Linked DNA regions of Homo sapiens: all the other regions are linked to region 3. The links are chromatin loops, found by intact Hi-C in ENCODE. Cell type or tissue: endothelial cell of umbilical vein. All regions are shown on one strand.

The links. Hi-C counts contacts between places; a loop is a spot of excess contacts. Peaks named below come from ENCODE experiments on the same cell type or tissue, not always from the same donor. Only the 100,000 strongest peaks of a DNase experiment are listed, where the experiment ranks them.
Region 1: a loop joins it to region 3, with 10 times the contacts of the local background. A loop is called at or near these places in 13 of 110 quality-filtered maps.
Region 2: a loop joins it to region 3, with 3 times the contacts of the local background. A loop is called at or near these places in 6 of 110 quality-filtered maps.
Region 4: it touches region 3 in a loop (4-fold over the local background); 6 of 110 quality-filtered maps call a loop at or near these places.

What each region holds. Positions count from the first base shown.
Region 1 is chr7:122,011,472-122,019,471 of GRCh38, reverse strand. PTPRZ1 (protein tyrosine phosphatase receptor type Z1) reads right to left here. Exons shown (of 30, transcript NM_002851.3): 12 at 5,583-8,000; 13 at 204-348. Among named protein-coding and RNA genes, the nearest start is that of AASS, 130 kb to the left of the region's middle. In endothelial cell of umbilical vein, no CTCF peak of the experiment used is centred here; no DNase peak of the experiment used is centred here.
Region 2 is chr7:122,303,334-122,311,333 of GRCh38, reverse strand. FEZF1 (FEZ family zinc finger 1) reads left to right here and starts at 6,584. Exons shown (of 4, transcript NM_001024613.4): 1 at 6,584-7,697. The coding sequence starts at 6,897. It overlaps FEZF1-AS1 (FEZF1 antisense RNA 1), which reads right to left and starts at 7,676. Exons shown (of 7, transcript NR_036484.1): 1 at 7,066-7,676; 2 at 6,591-6,761; 3 at 5,072-6,046; 4 at 4,674-4,818; 5 at 3,846-4,031; 6 at 2,777-2,847; 7 at 1,257-1,750. In endothelial cell of umbilical vein, no CTCF peak of the experiment used is centred here; no DNase peak of the experiment used is centred here; H3K4me3 peaks cover 525 bases; H3K27me3 peaks cover 6,907 bases.
Region 3 is chr7:122,524,197-122,532,196 of GRCh38, reverse strand. The region is part of intron 8 of CADPS2 (calcium dependent secretion activator 2); the gene reads left to right. LOC105375481 (a long non-coding RNA gene) reads right to left here and starts at 4,465. Exons shown (of 4, transcript XR_001745347.2): 1 at 4,387-4,465; 2 at 909-1,007. RefSeq lists enhancers at 4,028-4,528, 4,529-5,029. In endothelial cell of umbilical vein, a CTCF peak has its summit at 3,115 (motif pointing right); a DNase peak (open chromatin) is centred at 3,136.
Region 4 is chr7:122,289,313-122,297,312 of GRCh38, reverse strand. No RefSeq gene overlaps it. Among named protein-coding and RNA genes, the nearest start is that of FEZF1-AS1, 10 kb to the left of the region's middle. In endothelial cell of umbilical vein, no CTCF peak of the experiment used is centred here; no DNase peak of the experiment used is centred here; H3K27me3 peaks cover 1,526 bases.

The sequences.
Region 1 (8,000 bases), 510 kb after region 3:
TCCATTTTATCTTTAATTGATGTATGAAGAACAATTAACTCCTTCATTATTGTGCCTTTGGATTCACAAATTTACCTTGAATAAATTAATGGCAGCTCTCAGGTAAAATACATTTTGAATATGCTTTGAAGACCTTTCAGATGAAATATGGGCAAAATCTGAGTTTTATGAATTAAATTTTCCAAAACAAATACTCAACTTACCTCCAGTAGATGAGAATACCCACAAGAACCACTAGACAGATAAAAGTCAGGGCTGACACGATCACAAGGGGTATAACTGCCTTCTTCTCGGATTCCAACCCCTCAGCTAGACCAATACGAGACTCATGGCTACTATTACTGGCCTCTGTAGTCAGAGAAAATTGAGAGAATTGATATTTAAGGTGAAGGAAAAGTCACAGCATTTTTCAACTGATTAATTGCAACCTTCATTGCTGTTACTTACCTTTAAAATTTTGACTCTTTGATGCAAAGAATGTCTACAATTATAAGCCAATTTAATTAAAACAAAGTTTAAAATGTAAGGCAGGCTATTAGACAAGAAGAACTACAACATCCCAGCAGAGATTGGCACCCAGATAGGGGTGCCTTGGCAACAGGTAAGCATAATATTGCCTTGAAAAGCCTTGCTAAATAAGAAAAATCAAAGTAGTGTAATTTAAAAATCACTACTGATTTAAAATAGAATGGTCAGGAAAAACAGCGCTACTTACTGAATCACCATATATATTAATTTTCTAAAATAAATTTAAATAGGATTATTTTTAACCCTGCATTAGGTAAATAGTTAGAAGCAATTAATAATTTCATGAAGAAAAAAATCTTGGGATAACTCTTCTTATATTAGGATAACCTTTCAATCCAGTAATCGATTTCAATTTTAAATATAGATTGGTTTTAAATGTTATTTTGAATGTTCTTCTTACCCATTGTTTTATTCTACAAAAAAAAAAAAATGCAATTTCAGGTGAATTGGAGGAATATGTAGATCTAAGAAATTCTTCTGAAATATGCAAGTGTAAATAATTAAAAATCCGAATTTGGTCCTTGAGTTAATTTTAAAAGATGACACATGATTATTTTGGGGGCCAGTCAGGTACATTACTGTACTAGCACTTTGAAAATCACTTTAACTAGAGATTACCTTCCAAGTTGTTAAAAAAAGAGTTTCAGAACAGTGAGTGTTTGTGGCCAATAACAATCCTTCCTCTTTGCTTTGAGGTGTGTTCAGTGGGAAACCAAGATGACTGAGCATGAGAACGGTTTCTAACATTACAGCATGCTGACAGTGCTACAAAAAGCCCTTATATCTACCTGCAGACATTCTGAAAGAACCACATTTGAGTTTCCCATCAAAATCTACATGCCTTCTTATGCACTTGGCACTTCTGATGCTTAAGTAATAGGAGACAGAGAAACTTCACTTAACTTAAATATGTATTTAAGAAAATTGAGACTAATATAAGTGCACATATATAGCATTAAAATATATCTAATTGGAGAGAACTTAAGATTTAAAATAATAGCTTTCTTCTGTTGATCAAGGGTGATAGCAGAAAGGGACAGGAATTTAATCCATTAATAAAGGGAATGTATCAGGCTGGGCGTGGTGGCTCATGCCTGTAATCCCAGCACTTTGAGAGGCTGAGGCAGGCGGATCACTTGAGGTCAGGAGTTCAAGACCAGCCTGGCCAACATGGTGAAACCCCATCTCTACTAAAAAAAATAAAAAATACAAAAATTAGCCAGGCGTGGTGGTGCACACTTGTAATCCCAGCTACTTGGGAAGCTGAGTCAGGAGAATGGCCTGAACCCGGGAAGTAGAGGTTGCAGTGAGCTGAGATCACGCCACTGCACTACAGCCTGGGCAACAGAGTGAGACTCTATCTCAAAATAAATAAATAAATAAATAAATAAATAAATAAATAAATGTAATGTATCACAGGAATATAAATGGCACACACACTTCCCAAGATGTTTGGTCTTATAACTATAAATGCATTTACTAGGAAAAATGGAATTCAAAGGTGTGATTAAAAATCATAAAACTGTATAAAAAGTGAAAATGTTCTAAGCCAACTCAGCCCTGAGTTGTAGCTAATATTCTTGTGAGAAAAGCCCAAGACTCCATTTTTTAAAATGTTAATCCTAAGCTCTGGCCATTATTTTGTGGAGACTCATTTAGAATCATCTAGTCACCTAAATAACCTGATGGTGAATGCAATGAGCATTTCCTTATAAAATTTAGAAAAACATCTTATTTTATACATGGTTGTCTTCACAGTTTTTTCTATTGTAACTATTGTTACCTAGATGGAAAGTAAGTGTGTCAGTAATAAATGAAAACATTCACTTAGCAAAGTCCTTGGTACCTCATTTAGTACAAATGGTGGTTAATATTATTATCTATATCAGATTTTCTTGACGTTTGATCCCCAGAATAGCAGCATCAACATCATCATAACTTAGAAATGCAAATTTTAGGCTTCGCTCAAACCATACAAAATCTTCTGAACCAGAAACTCTGTGTGTAAGGGTCAGCAATTTGTGTTTTGACGAGTCCTCCAGTTGATTTTGATCTATGTTAAAGTTTGAGAACCAGTGATGTAGATTAATATATGTACGAAGTAAGCTTATATAATTATGCAGGTCTTCAATAGCCACAAATTTTCAAAGCAACATGTATATGGGTATATATATATATAATTACATATTTCATTTATATATGTATAGCATACATATATATGAGATATGTCCTATCATATATGTCATATATGTAAGATATATAATGCATTATATATGTAAATATACCATATACACATATTTATATACAGACACTGTATACACACATGCACACACATATAGTCTTGTGTATAAACTTTTCTCAAAAGTGCTCTGGGATATTTGATCTTAAATCCTTTAATTAAGGAGTCAGAATGATCAAACTATGGCATGAAACCTAGCTCTTTTACACAAAATAGGATATCTTATGAAAGCACAGACAATCAGTTGGTTGCTTTGTGTACTATAATGAGGAATTAATTTTACTGATTTTATTTTTATTTATTTGAGACTAAAATATCTCCTTGAGATGGCTCAGTAGTATATATGAGTTACCTAAATTAAAATATTTAATTAATAGGTAATTAAGAAATAAAAAACTAAGATTAACATTTTAAAAGATGTTTTGAGAATAAGATAGTATAATTTTGGTATTACAATTTAAGCATTACATTTATTTAATTGGCCCCTAACATGAAAGCATAATCTTTAAGAGATAGACATTTCCAGGCTCAGTTTTGTATTTACTCATGTGACCTGGATCAAATAATCTAGTATCTTTGGGTGTCAGTGTACTCATTTATAAATTGTGGATACTAATATTTGCCTTATCTATAGTATTTTAAAGAACACATCCTGTAAATTGTTCTGCATTCTAGAAATACACCATAAAATCTTAAGTTTCAGAGCTAGTCTGCATGCATTTGATAAAGGGATATATTCAATTATTGGATAAGACAGATTACATATGATTTTATAGATACAGTTTTAAAAATAGGCCAGAATTTTCCCCTAATCTTGTTTGATCTTATTTACTTCACTAATTATGTTACTTGATAATGTTGGATGTCATATTCATATTGTTTTATCCTAATTAGTGGGAGAACACACTCTTGATAATTAAATAAAACTAATTAGTGCACTGAAGAGAAATTTGCTAAGCTTTAGTCAATAATTTTAGGTTTAGCATCTCATTATATATATCCTTCTATAATAGCATAGTCTAGCAAGAACGTATCAATGTCACTACCTGGTAAGACAGATAGATGGATTCCTGATATTTTCTTTTAACATAAATCTAATGAAAACTAAAAAGCAGCTACTATAATTGAGAACAGATAACAGTTCATATATATGACAGCACTAATGACTATAGTGACCTATGGATTCATTATTCATTCTCACATATCAGCATTTAAGTGTTTAAAATGCAATGTTAAATAGGTATCAATTCAGAATACAGAAAAAGTTTTCTATCAAAATGTACAAACTTTTAATTGCTGCTGCACTGAAGAAAAAATATACAACTAATTAAAAAGATGAAATCGCAAAGAGGAAAAATATTCTAATGAGACTGATGTCTATGTTCTGGATTACAAATATTCACTTTTATACAATGAGTGCATTTTGTTACATTAGCCTATCATTTAACTTGATGTTAAGATTTAAATAGTTTCATTATTAAACTTTAAGATACGTTCACATTTAATAAAAGCAAATTATAAAATTCTTATGACCAATTCAATGAAAGTATTACTTTTCTATACTTAATAGGATTGAACTTCCCTCTTCTTTCCATTGGCATTTAAAGCAGACATCTGTATTATAAACACTGCACATAATCTGCTCTAAGAAACATCTGGTCAGTAAGCTAATTTGCATAAAATACATTCACAAATGAAATTCATTTCTACAGAAAAATGTTTAGTGTTTTACATCTTGTGATACAATACCTATACATACTGTACATATTAATGCCCATTATTTAACTTAAAAAAGTGTGTAACAGCAGGCATAAAGTAAAATGTATTTTGATGGTTTACACTGCCCTCTTTAGGCAACATTAAGATAAAGAAAGACAAAAAAATTAAAATTTTTTTTAACTTCATTATTAACTCTCAAAACTTAGTAATAAAACTAAATAAATAAATAAATACATAAATACCTCCCTGGCCTGGTGCAGTGGCTCACGCCTGTAATCCCAACATTTTGGGAGGCCGAGGCGGGTGGATCACGAGGTCAGGAGATCAAGACCATCCTGGCTAACATGGTGAAACCCCGTCTTTACTAAAAATACACAAAATTAGCCTGGCGTGGTGGTGGGCGCCTGTAGTCTCAGCTACTCGGGAGGCTGAGGCAGGAGAATGGCGTGAACCTGGGAGGCGGAGCTTGTAGTAAGCCGAGATTGCACCACTGCACTCCAGCCTGGGCGACAGAGCGAGACTCCGTCTCAAAATTAATTAATTAATTAATTAAATAATAATAATAAATAAAGCTCCCCAAGCTGATATGAATGTGGAAATTAACTAATTCCTTTCTACAGGGGTGTGTCAGAGAGAAGTGCTTATGTCACATTACTCTCAGATTTAATAATTCATTTTATAATTAAATAGAATTAGTTTACAACTTATTTTAGAACAAAAGTATGAAAATTAAAATCATCTAAAATAGCATACTCTGATCTTGCTTTAAAAGCAGTGTACTAAAAATGTATTATGCAAACAGAATTGCCCCCACCCATAAAAGACATCCTGTAGAGTATGAAATATTGACAATAAATAAAAATTGTTTTGTCTATTTTGGAGAGAATTAAATTAAAAACCAAAATGTGTTAAATAATTGTTTGAAATAATAAATAAAATTATACTTCAGAAACTGGAGACTGATTTGTTGAATGTTTTGATTTTAAAAATGATGATGTACCATTTTACCAAATTTCTATCTTTCTATAATTTTCATTTTACTTTTAGAGCAAGCAAACCACCACACCTCAATCTGTCCTTCTGATCCGTAACTAACCTGCCTCTGAAACGTGGAACACTTCTGAGTTCTCGCTAGTAACAGATGATGTTGGGGACTGTGGGAATCCAGGAGTTATTTCTGAGTCACCTGCTGCCAGGATCCCATCAGCATCTTTTTCATTAGTGTCTGCAAAACTGAAATCTGTGGAAGTCTCATTCTCATTAAGGCTATCTGAGGTACCTTGCCCTGATCCACTTTCTTCATCACTTGTCAGAACTGCCCATGCTTTAGATTCAGGGCTGAGAGGAAGCAGAGCACTACCAGTCTGAATGTCATTTTCCTCTTTTCCATCATTGTGCTTTTGGGATAGCCCATTTGCTGATGGTGATTTACCAGGACTTCTGTCCATACCAGTTTGACTGTCTGAGGATACACTTGTGACTCTATTATCTTCTTCAGAATTCTCAGATAGTGAGTATGAGATTGGATTATTCTGATCCATAAGACTGTTTTCGTGGGTGTCTGAATCATTCATTACCTTTTCCTGTGATTCTCTATAGGATGAGCATGACATACACTTATGAATGGATAAGCCATCACTACCTCTGTCATCATCATCATCATCACCATCATCATCAGTGTCACCATCTTCACCACCACCCACTAAACCGGCATCAGATTTGGCACTATGACTCAGCTCAGAAGTTGCCTTAGAAGGAAACAGCAACTTTGTTGAGGTTACAGAACCATCTCTGTGGGGAGAAACAGCTGTAATGGCAACATGCCCATTTCCTATAGGAACAGAATGATCAGTAGATACAAATGTATCAGAAGCAACTGTTGGAATACCAGCAAATACCTTACCAGTAACAGAACTTTTGGTGGAGGTTAAAATTTCATCGGAATGTATAAGCTTATTTATTAGTGTATTTAATGGTTCATCAATTGATAAAACAGGTGTAGCAAATACATGCCTTCCTTTTGGGGGATGGGCCTGGTTAATCTCCAAATTGGCCGTTTGGAACAACTCATCATTACTGTACAAAGAAGGTACCACTTGGTGGGAACTTTCACTTTTTAACAAAACTGGTTCATATTTCTCACTTGCATAGGAAATGGTCAAACCTTGAAGTGAAGCAGAGTGCATATGAGAAGTAGGCGACACATCAAAAACTGGTACAGATGTAGAGTGCAGCATGTTTTCACTTGAAGCAGAATTTGATACAATGAGATGCAACATTGTAGAACTAATTTTATCAACTTTGGGGGTTTCAACCAATATTGGATCACTGGGCACAGCTGGAAGAACAGTTTTAAGCAAGGTGTCAACATCAGAAGCCTGAAAGGAAGGTTGTAGCAATACTTCAGTACTAAAAGAAGCTGAGGTCTCATAAAATAAGAGCTGAGTTGAAGGAGATAACATTTCACTAGAAGCAGGGTCAGAGGATGCTGGCTCTGAGTTTGCACTAAGCACAGGTTTAAGCGAAGTGTCACCAGATGCTTGAGAGACAGTATGTGTAGGTTGAACTGAAAAGTTATTTTCTGGAACTTGACTAATCTCATGATCAAAAACCTTAGTGGTGGTATGAGCAAGGGACCCTGGAAACATGCCCTTGGTGCTAGAAATGGAAACAGAGGTTTCTTGTAAAGACGCATTCAACTTATTTACATTATCATACATGTTGGGCATGACTGTGCTTTCAGAAGGGTAAACCATCTCATTGAAAGAAGGAATTTGCAGTTCAGTCTCATTTCCATATATTATTTCACTTTTAGAAAGCGCCTTATTATCATCACCAAACACAGATGTTGTATATGTAAATTCAGCTACAGAAACAGGTGAAGAAATGTTAAGGGCTGTCAGCCCATCTGTGTCAGGTAAAAGAAATTCACTATCAGAAGAGGCTCCAGACCATTCCCCATCACCAGAGAGGGCATGAGTAGGCTGCAGTAATGATGCAGTTGGGGTTATTAACGAAGACTTAGGTATTGGTATATGGCTAGGGCCGCTAAATAAGGAACCCTGATAAGTTACACCCACAGAATCATGCACAGGTATTGCAGAACTGTAAGAAACAGTGAAGATGTGTTGGGAGCCCTCATTATCAGACAAGGCATAAGAAGGTTCAGGCCCTGAAGAACGTGCATGCATCATGGCATCACTGCTGGGTGGTTCAACTTGAGAAAACATAAGCGTTTTATAAAGAACACCAGATTCACTACCAAATTCCAGCGTCTCTGAAGCAGCATGAGTAGTGGACAGCACATCAGAATACTGAGCAAGGCTGGGCTCTAATAGCAAATCACCCCCAGCCACTGGCAGAGAAGCATGCAAGGGCACCTTATCACTCTCGGTAGCTGAAGTAACTTGTGGAAGGATTTGAGAAACTGTATGCAGATGGCGAAACAATTCACTACTGAAGGAAGCAGAGGAAAATGGAAGCAAAGGTGCACCATCATAGGAAGACAGGATGG
Region 2 (8,000 bases), 220 kb after region 3:
TTGGAGAGTAAAGCCAAAGAAGGGAAGGTAGAAAGGCCTTTCTGTTAAGGTCTTAAACAGGAGAATCTAGTTAGAAAATTCTCTTTGCCCTGGGACCATAAGGAGACCCCAACTACTCTTAAGCACAGGCCAAACGGCTTCAAAAGGGAGGATTCTCGGAGGAAGGAGGTCGGCTAAAAAAATACACGAAAGGTTTTTGGAAGAGATACTCAGAGATGCTTCTCAGACATTCTTAAAATTTGACTTAAGAACGTATTTTCCAGGAAAGTCAAAATGACAGGCAAACCTAGTGAAAAGATGCTCTAGTTCCTCCTTAGGTATGCCACACCCCCGGGCCTGTTTTCTTTCACCTTGCGTCTAGATTAAATGACCCTTCAATTACACCCTGAGTCGTCAAAGCAAGTCTATTAGCGAGTGCCTGTTCAAAAACTTTCATCCAGGAGCTCTCCACCATCTGTTCCGCGGTCTCTTAAACCAGATCCGGCGCCCCCTCCCGAAACTCTTTGGAGCCTCCCTCGCCATCTCTCAGCCTTGGGGGGATGGAGCCGCCCCAGGACCTGCGGGAATGCAGAGGAGAAGGGGAGGAGCGCGATTGCGCCCGGGATGGGTTGCCAGACCAGCTGGGGCGGTGGTGGTCCAGAGGCCCGAGGTCGGCGGGACCTGATCGAAGGCAGCGCCGCGTCGACCACCCCGGGAGCCGGACGCTTGGGAGCCCCAGCCCGGCAGCGGCGCCCGGTCACTGAAGTTGCGCCCCAACTCCCAGCCGCCTCCAAGCTTCTCGAGCTAAGTTTCCTGACCCCTCCAAGGGAGTCTCACAGAGCTCGGTGGCCCTCGGCCTTGCCAACGTCACTTTAACTGTTTGGAACTCGTGAGCAAGAACCGAGAAGTGGAGAGCCCAGCCGGGGAGTTTTCAGCTTTTCTGTTTCACTTCGGGCTTCTTCTATTCAAATGGCTCTGCGCTGGCCACCGAATCCTGAATGAGGCGGGGCTCCTCTGCCCCAACTCCAGCAGCGGGAACTTGGTTCCCCTGGGCAGCCGGGGGCAGGGGGCGCCAAGGCCGTGGCGATAATGAAGGCTGAGACGGCCAAGGCCAGCGGGTCGGCGCGGGGCACTCCCGGGCCGGAGTGGCCATCGGCCGGAGTTCAGGAGGTAACTGAATTTATAAGCGGTTCTTAGAGCTTTCTAGCTCGAGGATTTTTATTTACCTCTACTGCTTCTCCATTTCACTAAGCTCGTTCTTTGCTCTGTGTTGTTTTAATTTCTATTATCGACTTTTATTTCATGGGATCACTTAAGAAAGTTTGAAAATAACATAAAAAATGCTTTAAACTTCGTGGGTAGTGTCAAGGAAACAGTCGAACCGTGTCTTGAATATGGTTGTTTTGTGTGTGTGTCTGCTTGTTTCTAATTTTGGCCACAAACACAAAATGTCTTTAAAATTGTCCAGGGACTGCTGCAGAACGCTAATCAATCAATTGCACGAAAACAGGTTTTTTCTATTATTGGAGGCAAGTATTTCAGTGTAGAGCAATAGAGCATGTTTGGGCTATCTTCTAATTGTTCGCCTTCCAGATTTCAGTAACACCCTTGTAAGTGACAAGCAAAACTTTGCTGGGTTTTGTTGCTTGACGCTGTTGCTCCACAGTAAAGGTTGGAGAAACTGGGTTACTTGTTTTATAAACTTCTTTTTTTCCATAAAGTCCAACCCTGAGTCATAGCCTCTCAGTCTGGAGGGACACACCTCACAGGCCTGTGGGAATGGGTGAGAAAAATCTCAGCATTAGTGGAGGGTCAGAAACAAACTGAGCCCAAGTGCTCGCTGTCTGTATTGCCTGCCACCTCATTAACAGCTCTCACATTTGGGCTCTTCATTTCCTTTCACAAACTGATTTGCTATGTAAATGCTGTTTTGAGAGAAATAATTTCACTGGGTTTAAATGAAATCCTAATATAAAAGAAATAATAACAACAAAGGTCTAGAGACAAATAATCCACCCTCACACTTCTTCCCCCAAAGAGAGGAGGGCTCTGTGAGTTAATCAACCCTTCCCACATTTATAACCTGTGATACTGTCCTTCACATTGCTTTAGGAACTTAGCAAAAATTCTTTATTTGCTACCAAACTAACTAAAAGCACACTAGTAGCCTTAAATTTGAACTTGTTGCCAATATGTTTGCTAACGTGTTGGAAAGTTAGTTCCCGTTGTGTATTAAGTAATCTGAGGTATTCAGAAACTCTTTCCTTGAACCTTATAGACCTTTGCTATTTGTGTCCCATCCCGTCACCCTGCCTCCATCACACACCAAAAGAAATAACAAAAGACCAGCCAGAGATAAAGACTATAAGCAGAAAACGCAGAGGAATTAAAAAACGTGTTTTTCCTTCTAGAAGTACAGTGTGTTGCCTTTGGTGCTATGTATTAAACAGGAAAAAGTGTAGATGTGCTTGAATGTCAAGGCTGGGGTGGGGGGTGATGTCAGAATAATAATAATGCTTTCGTCTCTCCTCCCTTAGCTCACAAGCTAAAGCAAAGAGAAAGCAGACTGTTGCTCTTGGTGAAGGGGCTGGGGGTCAGAGACGTTGAACAGGCCAGAAAACTCTAAAAACATGACCAGGGACAAGTCAATGAACTAGGGCAGAAAGTGGAATTAGTTATAATATTTTCCAATCCATTTTTAATTTAAAAAAATCAATAGTATTTTGTGACATATCAAGGAATAAGAGATTAGAGATTATGGCTTATTTGGTAATGTATGGCTCTATTATCTTATTACCTTTTATTTCGAATTGCAGTAACCATAGCCAGAAACTGCATTTGCTTATGATAGGGACTTCAACAAAAAGCCTGTGGAAATCATGAATATTTTTTAGTAATAGCAAGAACACAGCTTAGAAAGTATTGAAGTCAAAATCAGATTCCTTAGAAAAAGAGAATTTTAAATTACTTTAGAAAAGCAGGACTTTTTCTTATTTTTTAAATAGATCTTAACACAGAGTTTGTTATCTGGCCTCTTTATATCATGAACTGCTGTGGTTTCCTCAGGATATTTCATAAAGGATAAATCATACACTGAAACTCGCCTTCCATCAGGATTTGAGGTTATAAATACTGCCTTTCCATGGATGGAAAGGGGAGGCACACTTAATCATCAGCTCTCAGCAAAAAAATAGGATTATAGGATTCTCAAAGAAAATCCAAAGAAACTGTAAGAGTTTCTATTTTGCCATTAACAAAACAAACAAGGCTCCCTTGCATTTGTTTTAATAACTAAAAAATACTTGCATTGAAACGTTTTGAAAGCTTCTGAATTTGCTGAATATACTCTGTTTTTATTGCCTTTTTTGTTATTTTCAAATATATTTGGAAATAAAGTACTAGACAGATTGGACGGTAAGATAGAAGCCCTTTCTAAATATATTTTGTGTTTTGTGACAATTCTTATTTAATAGAGATAGTATTACTAATTAACATGTGTTTTTGGTTAGGTTTTGAAAAAATTAACAAATGTTGGATATCAAGGCCTGGAGTTGTAAAGCACCTTTTCAGTCTTTAGTAAACTCAAGGCCATCTTAAAGGAAGAGCATAATTGATGCTTTGCCATATTTGTGTTAACTCAAATGACATTTTCAAACACTTGCCAAAAGGGCAAATCCTGAAAAGACTAGTGAAAAGCAAACTGTTGAAATATAAACTATACAAAGCATGCATACCTCTTAGCCAATATTTTTTCCTTTTTAGTTTGGTATACACCAAAGGAGAAATTTACAGAGGTCAAAGAAAGGCTCTTTTGCAGTTAAGGAGAGGGGAGGGGGAGGAGAGGAAGGGGAGAGTGAGGGACACACCACAAGCGTAAAACGAACTGGTGGCATTCAGTCAAGAAGGCAGGTAAGGCTCCAGAGGCCGCGAATTGTGTACAAGTCAGCTGGACTCTCCAAAGCCTTCCAGAGCCGGGCTGCTTCGCGCTTCTTGGCTTTTTCCTTTCAACCTAGCCCGGTGGCGGAGGAGTGCAGCAGGAGGGGGATTTTTCGCTGCTGGGAAGTGGCAGGTAGGAAAAGGAATCTGATCCGGCCCAAAAGTCAGCAATTAAAGTCTTAACCGCGACCCATCTGTCGTGGGACAGAGAACCCCCCACCCCCCTTTGCCCCAGCAAAGCCCTTCCCGTGCCCTTTGTCTGAGCAGGGGAAAGGAGGAGACTGGTTCTGCGGCCCCAACAGCAAAAGGAAAGAAAATTTCCAGCGCTGACCAATACTGAGTGTCTGCGCCCGGTCCAAGGACAACTACGAAGCGCCTCTCGGGGATGTGGCGCCTCTCCGCTTGCTCTGCCCAGGTGCTCTGTCCCGTGGCCCCAGCAAAAGGAAAGAAAAATTTGCAGTCTGGGCGAATCCAAAGTAGGTGCACCCGGGCCAAGGACGGTTCCAAAGGGCCGCCTTGGAGTGTAGCGCCTCTTTGCTTTCTCCCCCCGGGCGCTCTGCCCTTCTCTGCTGCATCAGTTGTCCCAGCCTGAAGCCACCTCGAGGCCTGAAACGAGGCACTCCCAGGCCTAGCTGCTGAAGCCCGTCGTATTCAGCCAGACCTCTCCCCCCATCTTGCCCCTTGGCTGTCCTCAACTTCCAATAAGACTCACTCCCCCTCCCCCATTTCTTCAGCCTGTGAGCTTTCCCACCACTCACCCAGCTGCCACTGCCTTTCTGTTAGACATCAGGCGCGTTCCCAGCCCAAGCTCTCTTCCTTTCCACCCCTCTTGGCTCTTGGGGCAGAGGCGGAACTGATTTTCGCGGAAAGTTAGAGTGGGGCGGAGGGACCCGGGTAGCTTGCCTGGCATGTGTTGAGAATGGGGTAGAGAGGAGGGAATACTTTGACGTCAATTTCCTTCGTTTAAGGTCCAGTTTCGCATCTTTGAGTGAAATTGCTCAGGGACTTAATAATGCCAGGGTTTCTAGTCCGCCGTTATCCAGCCTTCCGGGGCCAACCCTTTTCAGAGCTCTAGCAGAAGGACGCCCCCACTACACTTGGCCCAATACCTGACACCCGCCACCACCTGTCTCACAGCCACGTGGGGTTAACTCACCAGGCAGATGGCACCTTGAGCTGCTGCGGTCGGCCACTCACTTCAGGGTCCAGGCCCCACCGCCCTTTGCTTGCAGCTCTGCGCGCTCCTTTGGCCTCCTCACGCCAGCTTACAGCTGCCGTGTCTTCAAACTCTGTGCAGCCCTTCCTGCGCGCCTAGCTGCGGGGTTCAGCTCTGCGTGATCGCCGGCTGGCAAGAGACTGCGCCGGGGAAGGTGCGCGCCGCAGCTTCCAGCGCGCTCCTGGACGCTCTTGCCTGGGCGGCGGGAGCCCGCACAGTCGGAGCCGCAGCCGTAGGCGTCTTCCCGGAAACCTCCACACGCTCCACCGCGCCGCCCCAGGAGTTTCGGCCGAGGTGCCACACCCGGCGGGTGTTCGGCTGGGGGGCGTTGCAGGGGAAATGGTCTCTACGCGCGCTCTTTGGGAGGCACAAGTGCACCTGTGGACACAACTCTGGCGCCGGCAAGTCTCCTTGATGCGCACAGACATCCAGGCTGCCGCCTGCGCTGCTTAGAGGAGGCTTGCAGACACCGGCAACCGGAGTGGGGATTAATACACTCTGTTTCCCTTCTCCGCTCGGCATTCAGTATTTAAAATGCTCCGGGAGAGCTCTAGCTGAGCGCAGGTACTTAAGAAAGAAATGCTCTTTCCAGACTCTCAATGGAAACTCGGAAGCGTGCGCGCGCGCGCGTCTGTGTGTATCCTGGGTGGGGTCCGATCGAGTCAAGGTTGCTTGTGGTGTGACACCCAATTATTCCTTGCAACTCCTCAACTTTGTGGATGAAAGTGCGACTTTCCCAGGCCTATTGCCGCGGGCATTGCCTTTACAAAACCACAAACACAGAACAAGCCTCCTAAGGCTTTTAATTTTCGGGGCGTTTGGGGAGGCCAGTTACCTGCCGGCGTCTTCTAAATGGTCCAGACTCGGTTCGGGCCGCGGAGACTCCGGGATTCCGGGAGCGGGCAACCCCGAGCCCTGGAGGAAGAAATAGGTCTGCGGAGGTGGCACAGATCTGACCCGGCCCAGCCCGGCCCAGCCCGGCCCACCCAGGCCCAGTGGAACCAAGCAGCGAAACCTCGGATTTCACTGCCGAGGCTTCCTAGCCGAGGCTTTCTGGAGCTTGGCGTTTGATAAATATAGCCTGGCGTTTGCCCCTGAATTAGACTCCGTTTCCTTATTTAGCCCTTGCACAATGATTTTAGATGATGTCACTTAGAGCTAAACGAGAAAATTGATCTCAGATTTGCTTGGCCTCTAAAGCCTGGTTAAGCAGATTGAGAATTAGAAAGGCAGAGGAAGCAAAAGGGGGGTGGGGATGGGGGGGTGCGGAGGGTAGTGAAGTGTGCGCGGCAGAGTGTGTGCGCAGAGGGGAGGGCGCGCCAAGCGGGTGAAAGCGCCCCCGCCTTTTCTGGGCGGGGAACCTCACTCACCAATGAAAAGTAGTTACTGACTGCAGATGAAAAAAAAAAAAGTTTTCCTGTTGACTGTTGGAAGCGAATTGAGCAATTATCTAGTTTACCTTCTCCTCTTGGAAGTTAACGATTGGCGAGATCTTGGCTGCGTTATTGACACAACACTTTCTATTGATAGAAATAAGTAGTGATTGTCCCCGAGTCATTGGTGCGCCAAGAACTCTGCGATGGGCTGGCAGGAGTCCATTGGGCTGGGCAGGCAGGTTCGGCTGGTGATGCTGGGGAGGAGGAGGAGGAGGAGGCTACTGGTGGTGATGGTGCCCGTCCCCCTCTCCGCAGGTCTGTGACAAGCAGGGAACAAGGCAACGGACGGCGCAACCCAGCCCCGGCTGACGGACGCTGGCGACTCAGACATGGACAGTAGCTGCCACAACGCGACTACCAAAATGTTAGCGACTGCTCCAGCTCGGGGCAACATGATGAGCACGTCCAAACCCTTGGCTTTCTCCATTGAACGAATCATGGCGCGCACCCCAGAGCCCAAGGCCCTGCCAGTCCCCCACTTCCTGCAGGGAGCCTTACCCAAGGGGGAACCCAAGCACTCTCTGCATCTCAACTCGTCGATCCCCTGCATGATCCCCTTCGTGCCTGTGGCCTACGACACGAGCCCCAAGGCAGGAGTGACGGGCTCCGAGCCGCGGAAGGCCAGTCTGGAGGCCCCGGCGGCGCCCGCGGCGGTGCCCTCGGCTCCCGCATTCAGCTGCAGCGACCTGCTCAACTGCGCACTGAGTCTCAAGGGCGACCTGGCCCGCGACGCGCTGCCGCTGCAGCAGTACAAGCTGGTAAGGCCGCGTGTGGTCAACCACTCTTCATTCCACGCCATGGGCGCCTTGTGCTACCTGAACCGAGGTGACGGCCCATGCCACCCGGCAGCCGGCGTGAACATCCACCCGGTGGCCTCCTACTTCCTCAGTTCCCCTTTGCACCCGCAGCCAAAAACGTATTTAGCCGAAAGGAATAAACTGGTGGTCCCGGCGGTGGAGAAATACCCTTCTGGAGTAGCTTTCAAAGACCTGTCCCAGGCTCAGCTGCAGCATTACATGAAAGAAAGCGCCCAGCTTCTGTCGGAAAAAATCGCGTTCAAAACCTCGGATTTCAGCCGAGGCTCTCCTAATGCCAAGCCCAAAGTTTTCACTTGCGAAGTGTGTGGAAAGGCAAGTACAATGCAAAACGGAGATCCTTTCCTTCCCTCCCTTCCTTCCTTCCTTCCTTCCCTCCCTCCCTCCCTCCTTCCCTCCTTCCTTCCCTCCCTCCTTCCTTCCTTCCTTCCTTCCTTCCTTCCTTCCTTCCTTCCTTCCTTCCTTCCTTCCTTCCTTCCCTCCCTCGCTCCTCCTTTCCTTCCTCCCTTTTTAGTATTTTGGGGGTAATTATTTGCATACACTTTTTGTTAAGATTCTCTTCCTCCTACCCTCTCTCTGCCCGGTTTGATTTCAAAGTTACTTGTGCGGCTAACCTGT
Region 3 (8,000 bases):
ACAATTTGAGATAAATCATTTGTTGTATTATGTAGAAAAATCAGCCAATTGATAGAATTTCCCAAATCTAACTTTTTGCAATGTCGGGGCATAGCCTAGATGTCAAGATAATGCTAACAGGCTAACAGTATTTTGTTTGTTTGTTTGTTTTGTTTTTTTTTTTTTTGAGACGGAGTCTTGCTCTGTCACCCAGGCTGGAGTGCAATGGCACGATCTTGGCTCACTGCAACCTCCGCCTCCTGGGCTCAAGCAATTCTCCTGCCTCAACCTCCTGAGCAGCTGGGATTACAGGCACCTGTCACCACACCCAGCTAATTTTTGTATTTTTAGTAGAGATGGGGTTTCACCATATTGGCCAGGCTGGTCTTGAACTCCTGACCTTGTGATCTGCCTACCTCAGCCTCCCAAAGTGCTGGGACAACAGGAGTGAGCCACCGTGCCCAGCCTGCTAACAGTATTTTTTAAAACATCTCTGTAGTATCTTTATACTTATTACAAGGGATAATACATATATTGGGTCATTTGATCCTCTGGATAATTCTTTGAAGCAATTAGGAAACCAATCGTTATCTCCATTTACAATTAGAAAAAACTGATTGAGACTCAACTGAGACCAGTTTTAGAATTCTTAGAATTCTTATCTGTAAGTATATTAGTATAGGGACTCTACTCATTCTCTTTTTAATAAGTAGGTAATTTTGTTGCCCCATTCTTAAGAGTTAGTGGGAACAACTAAAAGAGAATACTGTTGCCCTTAAGAGAAGAACTTCAAACCTCTGGTTTTAGGAAGGAGAATCTTGCAGGTGTAGATGACTAGACTGTGAGGCTGGAACTTGAATTCTGAGGGTTCCCCTCCTGGGGGGATTCTCACATCCTTTCCACAATACTGTGCTTGACCTCAGACATACCCTAACTTCACCTCTTCTTCTTTCTCTTCCATTGTGGACACTCTTTTCTTTGACGCTCTCTGCAGTTAAAGCAGTGTAGAACTTCTGAAAGTCTTTATGCTAAAGGACAACAAATGAGAAAGTAATCACAAAGAATATAATAAACTACCAGTACAGCTTGCTGTCACTGATGGATTCTGAGCTGTTTCTCTACTGCAGTGTGACACTGTACTCTCTCAAGATTGCTGACTTTAAATGGCACCTCAGTGAGGCTTCCCTACTACTTAACTCTTAGTTGTTGTTGGTTTTTTCTCAGTGAAGATTCCTATCTTACGCCCACCAGGGATGGCATTCTATACATGTGAACACTTTCCCATTCACAATCAATCCAGCATCTAGCACAGGAGGTCCCTCTCCCCAGAATACAAGGAATGGTCTTGATCCTGTTGTTCTGAGATCAAGACCATCTCCTCCGTATAAAAGAGGTAAAAAGCTTACTTGAAGACAATTTTATATATATGGTAGCTGGAAGCCATTGCTTCAAAATTAAATAGAATGCTAAAGTGAATCTTGTAGCAAAGTCAGAAAGTATAAATATTTAATGAATATTGTGTATTAATAGTTATGTGTAGTTTTTAGCACAGTCTTTTGTAGTATTAAAAGTATCAGAAGTTGGTTATAACTTACTGTTGTCTGTAGTGATAATTGAAACCTTATAAGATTGTTATATTAACTGAGATATGTAAAGCATAAAGCACAATACTTAGAATATAGAAAATTTATCTTTTGAAAGGTAAGTTGTTATAAGGAAAATGATGGTGATAAAATGCAGTGGGGATAGTTATTTTAACAACATTAGTAGAGTATACTATGGCATAGAATATTTCCTAATGTAACATAGTCTCATTTTACTCACTTTTTAAAATTTGTTTTTACTTTCAGATAGAGTGAAGCTTAATTAACTTGAAAGCTAGTGGGAAAAAAAAAAAAAAAAGCTAACTTAAGCCTAAGTGGAAACCTTTTCTTATTTCAAAGCTTATTGTTGAAAACTATATTGAAATTTGTTAGAATTTTGTGCTTTTTAGAGTTCACAAATATATTTTATTTTTAGATTACTAAGGATCATTTACTCACCTGTGTTCATCTGTCTGAAAGTCTGTCTTGTAGGAACTACCATGGTAATTTATCTTTACCTTTTATAATATCTTCTGCATTATTTTTGTATTAAGTATGAGGATATCTTCTGTTCTAAACTGCCCAAAGTAAATATTAAGTGAGTCAAATAGCACTAATTCCAAAATATGTCTTATAGAGTCTAAAGTAAGTTTTTCATGCCAGTTTTCTAATTGTAGATCAAAGGAAGGAAATAAAAAATAAAAACCTCTGAAGAGTTAAAGAATTATTTGGATTCTAATCTATTAACATTATAGTGCAATTCTTGTTAACTTTCCAATTATTTATGTATCTCCCTGAAAAGCAGATATAAATGTGCCAGCAATTGAATCAAACCTCATACCCAGGAATGTAATTTTGGCGTGGATCTTCAAGCGGGATCCACATTTTATTTTCCTGTGGAAAAATAACATACCTTCTTAATTGAAGCTGAATAAATCTTATGTTTCTTTTCAATTCTGCTGTTTAGATGGTGCCATCCAAAAGACAGGGAGGAAAAATATATTTAAAAGTCATTTTCTTCCAAAGGCTGATTTTCCTCCCATTCCATTTAATGGTTGTTACTCATTAAGAAAAATCCAGAGACACCACCAGACTGGCTTTAACTCTTTTATTCTTTTCTATTAATTAGTATTGTTCCTCTACAAGTTCATGTAACAGATTTCTAGTCTTTATCCCTAGTTTTATGTGTAATAGGAGAAGGATTTCTGCTTATAATAGTTGTAAAATTAGGGATGGGTATACTTTTTTCAGTGAAATAAATGCCTTACTTATTTCTTTTACTCCAAATGTGTTTTTATGCCTCTTTCATTTGTATGCCTATGAATGTATGAGTCTGTGAAATGATTCCATTAAAATAGAAATATTTAGTTATTTGAACTAATATATCTTAGTGTTGCTTTTTTGGGGTGGGAAGGTACTGATTTCCTGTGCTGAAATGTGCCGTAAGAAAAAAGAAAGAAAAGGAATAGATTTTGTTTCGGAGTGGTTTATAAGGAACAACTTCACAAGTACCTTTGGACATGGCATTGTAATTCTTGTAGGACAAAAGTAATAATATGTATATGTCCAGTAGATGGCGCAAACATTCCCCCAAATAGAAAATAATTGTCTTAAAGTACAAAACTTGGTATTAATAATAAAAGTGGCACTTATTTAAGTAGAATTAAGTAATTTTCAACACATTTTCTTTTTCAAAAATGTAAAAAGAAAAGGTTAAAAGGAAGTGAAGTGGTAGTTCATTTTGGACATATCAAACTTGTCAAGAAAGTATCAAATTAATATAGAAAAACTTTAATGTTTAGTAGTTTATGAATAATCAAAGATATCACAAGGTCAGTTTTAACAAAAAATATCCAAAACTTGAAATTTGGAATATGTTGTGTAAATGTCAAAAGCTATTTTTCCTACTATCTTGGTTTCATTTTTATGTGTCCTACATTCATAAGCAGAAGCACTGTGAATATAGTTTTGTCAGCAAATAAATAAATGGAATTCTTAAGCTTTAAGTTAAAAAGGAAAAGAAACATTATATAAATCTAGTCCTATGTAGTCCATCCTTACTGCCCATGGATTCTTTATGACTACTGGCTTTACTTAGTTATTCATTCTCCCCTAAATAAAGATACATGAGAGAGAAGCTGAACGTTATAATTTTTGTAGTAGTCTAGAATTTGTTAGTTGGTTGATAAGTAGCAATTTCTTAAGAACTTAAGAAATTCTGTAGCTTGCAACATAATACAGGTACTCTTTAGAAACATTGCTTTTATCTAATGAATAAGAAGAGCTAGTTTTTGTTGTTGTAATGTGTGACATTGTAGGTATTCTTCATTTTAGAAAAAGATATACTTACATTCTTGCCCCATTCTTGGAAAGCTTTTTTCCTTAAATGGGACAAAGCTGAAAAGTTTATTACCATCCTCACACCCCAAAGAGTCCTTCAAACAAGTTAAGTTGAAATATTTTCTGTTCTGCTTACCACCACCACCACCACCACCACCACCACCACCACCACCACCACCACCACTAATGCCTTCATCTACATTGTGTTTTATAGTTACAAAGGCCCCTTTCATACATCATTGCAGCAGATTTTTGTAATGACCCCATCTATTATAGCAAGGGAGCTAATATTGCTATTCTTGTTTTACAAATGAGAAAAGTAAATCTTATACCTGGCACTTAGCCATTTAGAGAATCATTTAGGTTCTCTCTCTTTCTCTGTTTGTCTGTCTCTCTCATTATTTTCACCCTTCTCTCTCTGTTTTGGGGGAAACATTTATTCTCCATTCCCAATACTTGCTTCCATGTAAGGGATATTCATTACCGTAATGAATGTTCTCTGTTCATTCTGCACAAGCCTGTCATGGGCAAGATCTTCTCATGGAACAGCCTGTCCTCTTAGCACTATCTGTGACTGGGCTGGGGAAAATACGTGTCATAATAATACTGAACCTCATAAGGAAGCCCACCACTTGCAGGAAACACACACACACACACACACACACACACACACACACTCTCTCTCTCTCTCTCTCTCTCTCTCTCTCTCTCTATTCAGTATTATCTTTACCAGTATTAAAGGTGATGTTTTGTACTCTGTCTACTCTTTTAAGTCAATTTGTTCAGAACTCGGGCAAAGAAAAGAGATACTGAATTACTTGGTCTCCTCAGAGATTCCAACTGTCAATATCAGACAGTTTTGTGTTTTTTTTTTTTTTAGCATATTAGTGAGAGTTAGAAATCTGGTAGCATTTTGAGATCTTTAGACATATAATATATTCTGTTCCATTTTGACTGAAAGGTCCTTGTGATGCTGTGAGATTGAAGCCATTTTCAGCGGTGGTTGAAGAGCCCTGGAAGTCCCTTTTCGGCATAAAGGGGCTTAAGGTGCACTAGATTCCTGAACCTCCAAGCCTGTTTTCACAGCAGCTGCTCCATGCTTCCTTAATGTTTTCATCATTCACATTAAGTTAAAATTCAGGGTAATATTCTGCTGCTAAAATTATTTGAATACTCTTGATCTAAATATACTACCTTTATCAAAAATCCAAAGGCTATCCAAGACTTTTTAACATTTTTGATATATGTTGTATAATTTTTGCAAAATATTTACTTCCTTTATTATAGTTTTATTACAATTGTTCCTAATGACAAACTAGGAAAAGACCATTCAGTCATTCCAAAAATGTTTATGGAGTGTCTGCCATATGAAGGAACAGTGCTGGACAATGAGGATAGAGTGGTGAGTCACAGCTGATATGGCCCTTGCCCTCATGGAGTTTGCAGTCTTGTGTGGGGAGTAAACATTAGTCAAACAATCTGCTGGCCATGACTTTGTGGAAGAAATGTCTACATGTCACCTAGTTGGTATAATAAAGGAATATGACCTAATTAGCAATGCAGAAAGTTCTCTGAGAAAATGATAGTTGAGCTAAGAAGACGGTAATAAATGGGAAATATGAGACTCAAGAACTAAATCAATTTAAAAATAAGTGTTAGAAATGGATGAAATTGTACAATGTGTGGGACAAATGGGGTGAAACACACTACATGTGAACAATTGGAAGAGTAGTGAGAACCCAGAGAGTATTTGTACAGAGGAGTTCTTCGTGTCAAAGGAAGACAATAAAAATATCAAAGAAGACCAGGCGGGATGGCTCATGCCTGTATTCCCAGCACTTTGGGAGACTGAGGCAGGCAGATCACCTGAGGCGAGGAGTTGGAGACCAGCCTGGCCAACATGGTGAAACCCCATCTCTACTAAAAATACGAAAAATTAGCTGGGCATGGTGGTGCATGGCTATAATCCCAGCTACTCAGGAGGCTGAGGCATGAGAATTACTTGAACCCGGGAGGTGGAGGTTGCAGTGAGCCGAGATTATGCCATAGCACTACAGCCTGGGCAACAGAGTGAGACTCTGCCTCAAATAAATAAATAAATAAATAAATAAATAAGTGTATCAAAGGATATCAACACAGTGTTTATCCATGTGAGCAACTGCAGAAATGTCTCTGACCAACTAACACGTCAAGAATTCAAGCACAAAGTATCAGAGAAAGTTTAGCAAGAACAAGAGCAAAGCTGTGTCCTCAGCCTGGGGTATTGGGCAGCTTATCAAAACAACTGCTGGCACACAGCTCATAATGATATTTTGTCAATGACTGATGGCATATATGACAGTGATCCCATAAGATTATAACCTTTTTTACTGTAGCCTATGTTTAGATATGCTTAGAAACACAAATACTTGCCATTGTGTTACAATTCCTACAGTCACAAGCTGTACAGGTTTATAGCCTAGGAGAAATGGGCTGTACCATGTAGCCCAGTTAATTTCTCAATTAACCATAATATAATAACCAGTTAATAACTCAACCGTATGGTCCAGTTAATTTCTCAAAGTATGTGCTAGGTATGTAGTAGGCTGTACCATCTGGGTTTACGTAAGTCTACTCTGTTACCTTCTCACAAAGACAAAATTGCCTCATGATGCATTTTTCAGAAGGCCTCCATCATTCAGCGATGTATGACTGTATTTAAACACAAGGGAGCAGGGCAGGGACTGAGACACTGAAGCCAAAGGATGATATCAGAGCTGGATTAACAGCAAGCGTATCTTACTGCTCAGTTCCTCCAGCCTTGAATCAGAACTCCACAAGCCTCCTTGACTACCGACAAGATTGGTCACAAAGTGTAAAGTTGAAGTTCAAGTGACATAGTTTTCGTAGAAGAGGCTATTGGGAAGGGAAATCTGTGAAACATGCTGAGTGTTAGGAGGAATTTAGGTACCTTTGTAAATAAGTTACAGGAAGATGTTACTCTAAAGACAGACATAGTTTGTTTACTAAATTTCAGAGCTCTGCTAAAATGTCCTCATTAGCCAAGACCAGAGAGCAACATACTAGAAGAAGAGGCCTTTCAGGAACCAAGTATAGTCCATGGAGATTATGATCAAAATTTTAAAGAAAACTTTTTAAAGAATTTTTTTTTTTTTGAGACAGGGTCTCACTGTGTTGTCCATGCTGTGGTCCAGTGGCACTATCATGGCTCACCACAGCCTGGACCTCCTAGGCTCAGGTGATTCCTCCCACCTCAGCCTCCTGAGCAGCTGGGTCCACAGACACATGGCTAATTTTTTTATGTTTCTTGTAGAGATGGGGTTTTTGCCATGTTGCCCAGGCTGGTCTCAAGCCCCTTGGCTCAACAATCCGCCTACCTCAGCCTTCCGAAGTGCTGGGATTATAGGCGTGAACCACCACACCCAGCCCCAAACATACATTTTTATAGATACGTAGTAAAAATATGTTAGAAGTGAAGATGGTATTTTAATTATGACTAGGATATTAGTTAATTCCAAACAATGTAAAAACCCAGTTATATAATTTTATTGCTTAAAGACTCATTAACAGTAATCTAGTCCAGTTAATTTCTCAAAGTATGTGCTAGAGAACATGACTGTTACAGATATTCTATGGAAAATATTCTGCACTTTTGGAGATACCACATACACTATTCTCCCCTACCTTTGCACATGTCTGCTACAGGCTCTTAGAAGTCCTTAATAAATACAGAACTTGCTTAGTTTTGTTTAACTGAGTATTCCTCACATTTATTTGCCATTCTTTTTCTTCACAGTACCTCCTTGTATCCAGATGTTCCAAGACACACACTGTGGAAAACACTGTATCTCAAACTGTCATCTTAATTATTTTTTTAGAGTGTATGTAGTTTATAGAATGGGCATTTTATGTACATATTTCACTTGAAATTCTGAATATGAAAAAGGGAGACCGATACCTACATTTCCAAAAAAAAGGAAATGAAGGCCTAACATATTTGTGTTAATTCAGGATTACCTGTATTACATGTAATGTTAAATAACATTTGATCATTTTGTTATATCTTGGGAATAATGTGCCCTAAAAGAGAATGTATTT
Region 4 (8,000 bases), 230 kb after region 3:
ATAAACCTATGTACTGGGTAAATCTGTTACTCATGAAGTTTATGATTTTAAGGGCCCACAACTTATTGTTGTTACCAAAGAGAGTGCATTTTAAAAAGCATTAAAATTAAAACCAACGTAAATTTCAATGGGTAAGAATATGAAGTTGTTGGCTGTTGAGATAAAAAGTAATTTTGAACCCAATGAAACATTGTCTTTTTGCTATATTTTTGTTAAAGCCACAGATTACTCTCACACAAGAAGTTATTTGTGTCCATTGGGTTAATTAAAATCTGGATAACAAACTGTATTTGTGAGTAGAAAATACCTTGCTATGAATTTCATTGCTGGCTGGGTGCGGTGGCTCACGACTGTAATCCCAGCACTTCGGGAGGCCAAGGCAGGTGGATCACCTGAGGTCAGGAGTTCAAGACAAGCCTAGTCAACATGGTGAAACCCCGTCTCTACTAAATATATAAAAAATTAGCCAGGTGTGGTGGCAGGCGCCAGCTACTTGGGAGTCTGAGGCAGGAGGATTGCTTGAACCCCGGAGGCAGAGGTTGTAGTGAGCTGATATCGCACCTTTGCACTCCAGCCTGGACAACAAGAACAAGAACAGAGCTACATCTCAAAAAAAAAAAAAAAAAAAAGATTTTAATTGCTTCTAGAAATTAATGCAGTGTGTCCATTTCAGCTTCAGGACAAACTAAAGACAAATAGTGATATACTATTCAACACACTGGTTATTTGCATGATTTTGGTGTTAAAGAAATTGCCAGTTCAAGCTAGCCTAGGTTATCTCCCTCCATGCAAAAGCGAAGAGGATGCCTAGCGTTTAAATGACCTTGATATGAAAACCTATCTCTGTTATTGTAATTTTCTCCATACATTGCTACATGTTGCCTATAATGATCTTGGAGAAAAAGTCAAAATTCATCATGTAATTGAATGAGTATAAAGTTATTACAAATCATTATGCACATTTTCTGTTCAAGACTGAGGTGACACTGGTGTCAAATGAAATCATGTCACTGTTGGTCTTATGGAGATTAAGTTACTAAGTAAAGATTAAATAAAATTCTGCCAGGACAGGTCTCCAGGGTTAATATTTTGCTGTCAAACAAACAAATGTTGCTCCTGGGTACGAAGGTGTGGGAATGGAGAAAGAAAGCATGAGGTATCAGTTTCTAACTAGAGCTAGAAATCTATCACAAAATGTAGAGAAGATCATCAGTTTGATTTAGCTTTGTTCTTCTTAGTAGGAATAATGAAGACTTTTCTTTTTGTCTGAGAAATCTGAAAGTTTAGATCAATGCATGACTCTCTAGTTACAATAACAAGGTGAAGTCTTTTGACAAGCCACAATGGAAATGTAACTTATCAATTAAATATAATAAATATGATAACCAAATCTGGAGTGTGTGTCTTAGTTAGCTCAGACTGTTGTAATAAAATATCATAGACTGGGTGACTTAAACAGCTGAAATGTTTTTCTCACTGTTCTGGAGGCTGGAAGTCTCAGATCAGGATACTAGCATGGCCTTCTTCTGGTGAGAGCTCTCTTTCTGGTTTGCAGATCTACCTTCTTGCTGTGCATTCACATGACCTCTTCTTGTGCCTCCTGGGGAGAGACAGAGAAAGCAAGCTCTTGATTTTCTCTTTTTATAAGGGCACTAATCCCATCCAAGGCTCCACCCTCACAACCTCATCTACCTCTAGTTGCCTCCCAGAGGCCCTATCTCCAAACACCATCATATTCAGGATCAGGGCATCAACAAATGAATTCTGAGGGGACACAAACATTCAGTACATAGCAAACATACACTATGTTTGTATGTTTGTAGTGTATGTTTGTGATATAGCAGTGGGTGCAGTATTCCAAAAGTGTAACTTGTTTACACAAAGCTCTTAATAAAAGTGGACTTACATTTTTAAAATTTCAGCAAAATCTACATTTTGGGAATCTCTAAAGGATAAACAACCCAGCAACCCAGTTTCTTCAACAAATAATTGTAAGGAAGAGAGAGAAGTAGAGGAATAGAGAAAGGAAGAGAGAGAGAGAGAGACAGAGAGAGGAAAGAGAGAGAAAGAGAGAGAACAAGGAAACCTATTTTTTAAAAAGACTTAAAAAAAAAAGAATAATCAATTATTACATGTGAATCTTATTTTAATCCCAATTCAATGAATAAACTGTAAAAATAAAGTCACATATTACATCTAAAATTACTGGGAATTTGAACACTGGGCATTTAATAAAATTAAGGAATTATGCTTACTTTTTAAGATGTGAAAAATGTAGCATACTTTTGTGTTAAAATAGTTTTTTAGAGCTCTGTATTCTGTTACTTAAGTGTAAAATGATAAGATTTCTGGGATTTGTTTAAAAATAATATTGGAGAAGAGGAATAGGTATACATATAGATCAAATAAGAGCTATAATATTAATCTTTTGATAATCATTAAAGCTGGATGATGATAAAGATTGTATTATACATTCTGAATACTTTCAAGTCTTAAATTGTTTTGTTTAAAACAAAAAGTTTTAAACAACTCCTCCAGTGAATTGTACCATGTCACAAAAATTCTTCCCTAAACACTCATAACCCTATAACCCTGAAGCATTACTTGTATTTTTTACATTTTTTTAAATCTGATTTCAGGAATAATACCATTACTATATAGAGCTTTAAACTTTTGTGAAAAAGTTTAAAAATTAAGTAAAATAAGATATGCAGAAATTTTGAAATGGGAAAGGAGGTAGAGACATAAAAGATGCCTTTCAATAATTATCAGTTAATGATATAAAGGAAGAGACCAATGGATCTGTTACTCTTGTAAGAAGAAGGGAAAATTGAGGGCCAAAGACAATAGAAAAATTATATTTATTAAAGCTATTTCAGATAGTAAGGAAGAAACATATATAGGTTCCACCCTATAAATATGTATAGGGTTGTAACTGTCATCTACCTAATAGAGACCAGGGAATTTGCTAAAATTTCTTAAATGTATAGGATAGTCCCATAAAATAAAGAATTTTCTGGACCAAAATGTCAATAGTGCCAAGACTGAGAAAACCTTACTTAAAGCTTCTAGTTCCCAGGGCAGGTTCTAATAGGGTCAGTTTGGCCTCTTTAACTGACCTATTCATCTGGGTATTAATTCATAGTCCACTCAATCAAACAAACAAAAAACTGTAAAACTAGGCAACATATGTGAAGCATCTGTTTTAGGTATTTAGCAATAGACTGTGCAGAACTGTCATCATAAAAATCTGGACTCCCAATAATATAAAATCTATAATATCTAGCACACAATAAAAATTAATAGACATATAAAGAAGCAAGACAATGTGACATATAATTTGGAGAACAAATAAGCAATTTAAAGAGATCCCAATCTGACAAAGATGTCAGGATTAGCAGGCAAGGACATTAAAACAGCTGTTATAAAAATCTTCAATAATTCAAAAAAATGGGACATAAGTAAATATATGGGTAATCTCAGCAGGAAAATAGACACTATAAAACAAGAACAAATGAAAATTTTAAAACTGAAAAATAAACCTGAAATTTTACTGGATGTCTCTAATAGCATATTGGACAATGCAGAAGAAAAAAAAAATCCATAAACTCTAAGACAGGTCACTAGAAACCTAAATTGATACTCTGGCAAATCAAGATTATTACATATTTTATATATATTATCATATAAAATACATATAATCATATATATGTATATATATATTAAACAACAGACAGTCATTTTTTCATAGTTCTGAAGGCTGAAAATCCAAGATCAAGGTGTTGACAGATTTAGTTCCTGGTGAGGACTCTCTTTCTGGCTTGCAAAATGCCACCTTCTCGCTGTGTGCTCACAGGGCCTTTCCTTAGTGGTTGCAAAATAAAATTAAGGTGCCGGTCAGACTGAATTCCTTCTGGAGACTCTAGGGAAGAAATTTTGCTTTTTCCAGCATTGAGAGGCCACCTGCAGTACTTGCCTCACGGTCACATTCTTGTTTTATATGTTTTAAGCTTTTATATGTATGATCTTATTTGATTATCTTTCAAAAATTATGAGTTAGACCACACTTAACAGCATCATTTTACAGTTGAGAATTTTGAGGATTTTAGAGGTGAAGAGACATGCTCAAAGTCACCCAGCAGTCAGAAGACAGAACTAGAAGACAGAATTAAAAGGCAGAAGAAGACTGGACCATGGTGACTCCAAGACAAAGACACTTTAAGCTATCATAACAGAGAAATATTGGAATCAGCAAGCCCTGACAGTTAATGTCCTGGTAAACTAAAGGAGTATGGCTTATGAGAGCCAGAACCAGAACCAGGCATGGCTCTACTTTACAATAATGATTAGCCAGTGGGGGCTGGTTTTTTTCAATATCCCCACAATCAGAAATGAAATTACACTCTTAAAACTCACAATTTGATATCAAATATAAGAAGGAACTCCTAATTGTAAAGAAAAAAAAAGATTTCACAGCTGGATGCATTGGCATGACCTTGTAATCCCAGCTAATTAGGAGGCTGAGGAAGGAGAATCTCTTGAGCCCAGGAATTTGAAACCAACCTGGGCAATACAGTGAGATCCCATCTCAAAAAAATTAAATAATTAAATTATATTAAATTAAATGATTCTACAGTAATACAATCAGGAAAGTTACAGAGTTTTTATGGCTAATGGTAGACAATGGAGTACTATATGATTAAGTTGGTTGGGCACTCTTTGCCTTTGAGACAATTAACATTTCTTCAAGGCATTTACCTAATCAATATATCAAATGTGGCATACAAAAAGTTGGAAAACTAGTATGATTAAAAAAGAAATAGCTAGAAGTCAGGACTATCCTTAATGTCACACAAAGTAATTGGCAGAAAATGCTAAATTCTACTGGATAATCCTTGGTGCATCTTAATACATAGCTATACAGTTCAAATACATGTATATTCCTATTCAATTAAGTACCGATATTTTACAGGGTGAGTTTAAAATATTACATGAGAAATCAAATAAATTTCAAGTATGTAGTGCATTGTTTCAGTCTTCATCACAGAACTTAAAGGACACCTAGAATGGAAACTTGAAAGAAAAACTTGAGAAGTACTAAGAAAGCTAAATCAGTCAGTCAACAAAAATGTATTGTGTGCATTATGAGACAGGACTTGTACTAAATGCTATTGCAATAGTGGTACAATAAAGAACATTGTCTATGTTTTGATGGATCTCAACCATAATGTATTTAATATGAAATAATAAATAATTATAAGCATAGAAAATAGTATGAAAAAGAAGTAAGAGTTTCTGAAAGGAGGATCTAATAAAGTCAGAGTGAAAAAGGTGGTTGTTTGTAAAAGCTTTCCTGAGGAAGTGATTTTAACAGGAGTATTTTTATCACCATCTGTATCTTTCTTGTATGTAAGCCATTTTTTTCAATAAAAGACTTAAATCTTAGGGAAGAGAAGAAAATATATTTCTTGAACAATAAGATTATCTTTGTATTTTTATTGTACCTTGAGTTTCAGAGTTAGTCTTTTGGATCTATAGTTAGATGTCTTAAAATCTAGGCTTTGTAAGGAAAAACTTTTTTTATTAATCTCAAAAGTCATATTTTGTCCTGCTGAATATTTTGAGATAGTTTCAAATATTAATACCAAACACATAAGATACAAGTATAATTATGTTTATAAATTCATCTGTTTGGCCTGTGTAAAAGAAAAGTCAATTTTGGAAAATGATACTTGAATCATGCAACTTAATCAGGGGATGATTCCAATTTTAGCTGGTGTCCCAGTTATGGTTTCTTCTGGAGTAATTAAACATATCCCATGGGCCTGGCATACTGCTATCAATTTGGAAAATGTTCCTTTTCTTTGGTGATGATGAGTAAAGATTGCCTGACAACATTTGCTTTTACTTGGCAGGGGTAGCAATACACTTTCCTCTTCTTACCACAGAGCTATGTGAATTCTCATGATGCCTGCGCAATTTTTACTGCACAACGTTCACTTCAAATTCTAAAATGGCAGCATAGAAGTAAGCTGACTTCACTCCCTGCCTCAAATAGAAAACCAACAAAATATATACAGCACCAAGATTATTACCAGCAATATTCCAGAACTCATATATGAGAAGGAGACAGTTCCCAGGGCCACAGAGAAGTGAAACACTCCCAACAGCTTGTAAGAGAATTGGATTTTCATAACTGTGGTGCCCCTCCCCTCAATCTGCCCAGCACCAAACTCATGGAAAATTAATATGGGAAAAAGTAATATGGAGGTGGACACTCAGCTTTCCCATCATCTTGGGCTACCTGGCAGGAGACCTGTTCCTGACTTAGCCCATAGGCAGCATTGGGAGTGTCTGAAGGAAGAAGTATCCTTGAGGACAACCAGAAACAATGGGGAGAGGTGAGACTACCATCCCTAGCTCTGGAAATTCTGCTCTATAACCTGACAAAAGTAGATTCCAAATTGGAGTGGCTGTTCAGCAGCACAAGCTGTAGGAGGTTCATTTGACAGGTCCCTTGAGCATAAACCCCTAGCTAACCTTCCACATTGCCAGGCTATCCCCGCTTTGGACTTATCCCATGTGGAATGGGTGGTACTCTGAGTCTTTAACTAGAGCTGAGGCAAACCTGGGCTTAAGGTGCCATCTAATGCCAAAAAGGAGACAGTGTCCAAGTGTGAACAAAATAAAGAAAATCAACACATAAATTACAAAGAATCTCTGTGCAAACATATCCAATAAAAACCAAAACAAGCCAGACAGAGAAGATGGATAAATAATTCATATTTCAATGTGAAAAAATAGACATACATCCACAGGAAACAATAGCAGACAGAGAACCATAACATCCTCAAATGGAAAAAGCATGGAACCAGTCACTGACACTAACAAGACGGTGATATGTGAACTCTCTAAGTAATCAAAATAACAGCTTTAAGGAAACTCAGTGATCTCCAAGATAACACAGAAAAGCAATTAAGAAATTTATCTGGGAAATGTAGCATAGAGGTTAAAATTAAAAAAAAAAATCAAACAGAAACCATGGAACTGAGAAATACACTTGCTAAATTGAAAAAGGTAATAGAGGCTCTCAACATCAGAATGAGTCAGAGAAAAGGAACAAGTGAGGTTGAAGACTAGCTATTTGAAAATATGTAGAGTTGGAAAAAAAATAATAAAAAGGAAGACCAGACCTATTTTACAAGAAAGCCTAAGGGAATCTTTTTTTAATCTGAGTTTGGTATGCATAGCATGATTCCATTACCAAAAGGAAGTGGTAGGTTTGAAATTTGGTGTAATTAAATCTTAAAAACACAAGTATGCTGCAAGAACAGGTGGTCCAAGATTTCATGTCACTTATATTTTAATCTATAGTTTTGGGCCCTTGGGGACATTCTGTATTGACTGAGGGAAGGAAAATAAATGAACCTAGTTTAAAGATCATTCTGCATGATATGCTGACTGAAGGACAGTTCTCTGTATAGCCTTGACAAACCTTGCTCCTCCCTCTTTCTCACTTGCAGTTCTCAAGAATAACTGTAGAATACACTGGGAATGCAACATCCTGAGATAAGGATGAACTGGCTGAAACATCCCTGACTCTATTCCTGTGTGTCCTAAGACAGGAAGTCCTGTATTGCTTTAGCCCGGTGGTTCATGTGACCCCCAGGGTATAAAACTGATGTGATATGGAGCACATGCAGACAGGATTCCTTCTGCCATATGTAGCTTTCCTGAGGCTTGGGGACTGGCTCACTATGAATCCTAGGCTTCCACTGTCCCTGATGCCTATCTGTGAGTAATAAAGTTGCTTTGCTTAACTGATGTGAGTGTTCTGTTTCACAAGACCCATGCAAGTAGTAGAAAATGCTGCTCAATGAAGGATATGAACAGACATTTCTCAAAAGAAGACATTTATGCAGCCAACAGGCATATGAAAAAATGCTTATCATCACTGGTCATTAGAGAAATGCAAATCAAAACCAAGATGAGATAGCATC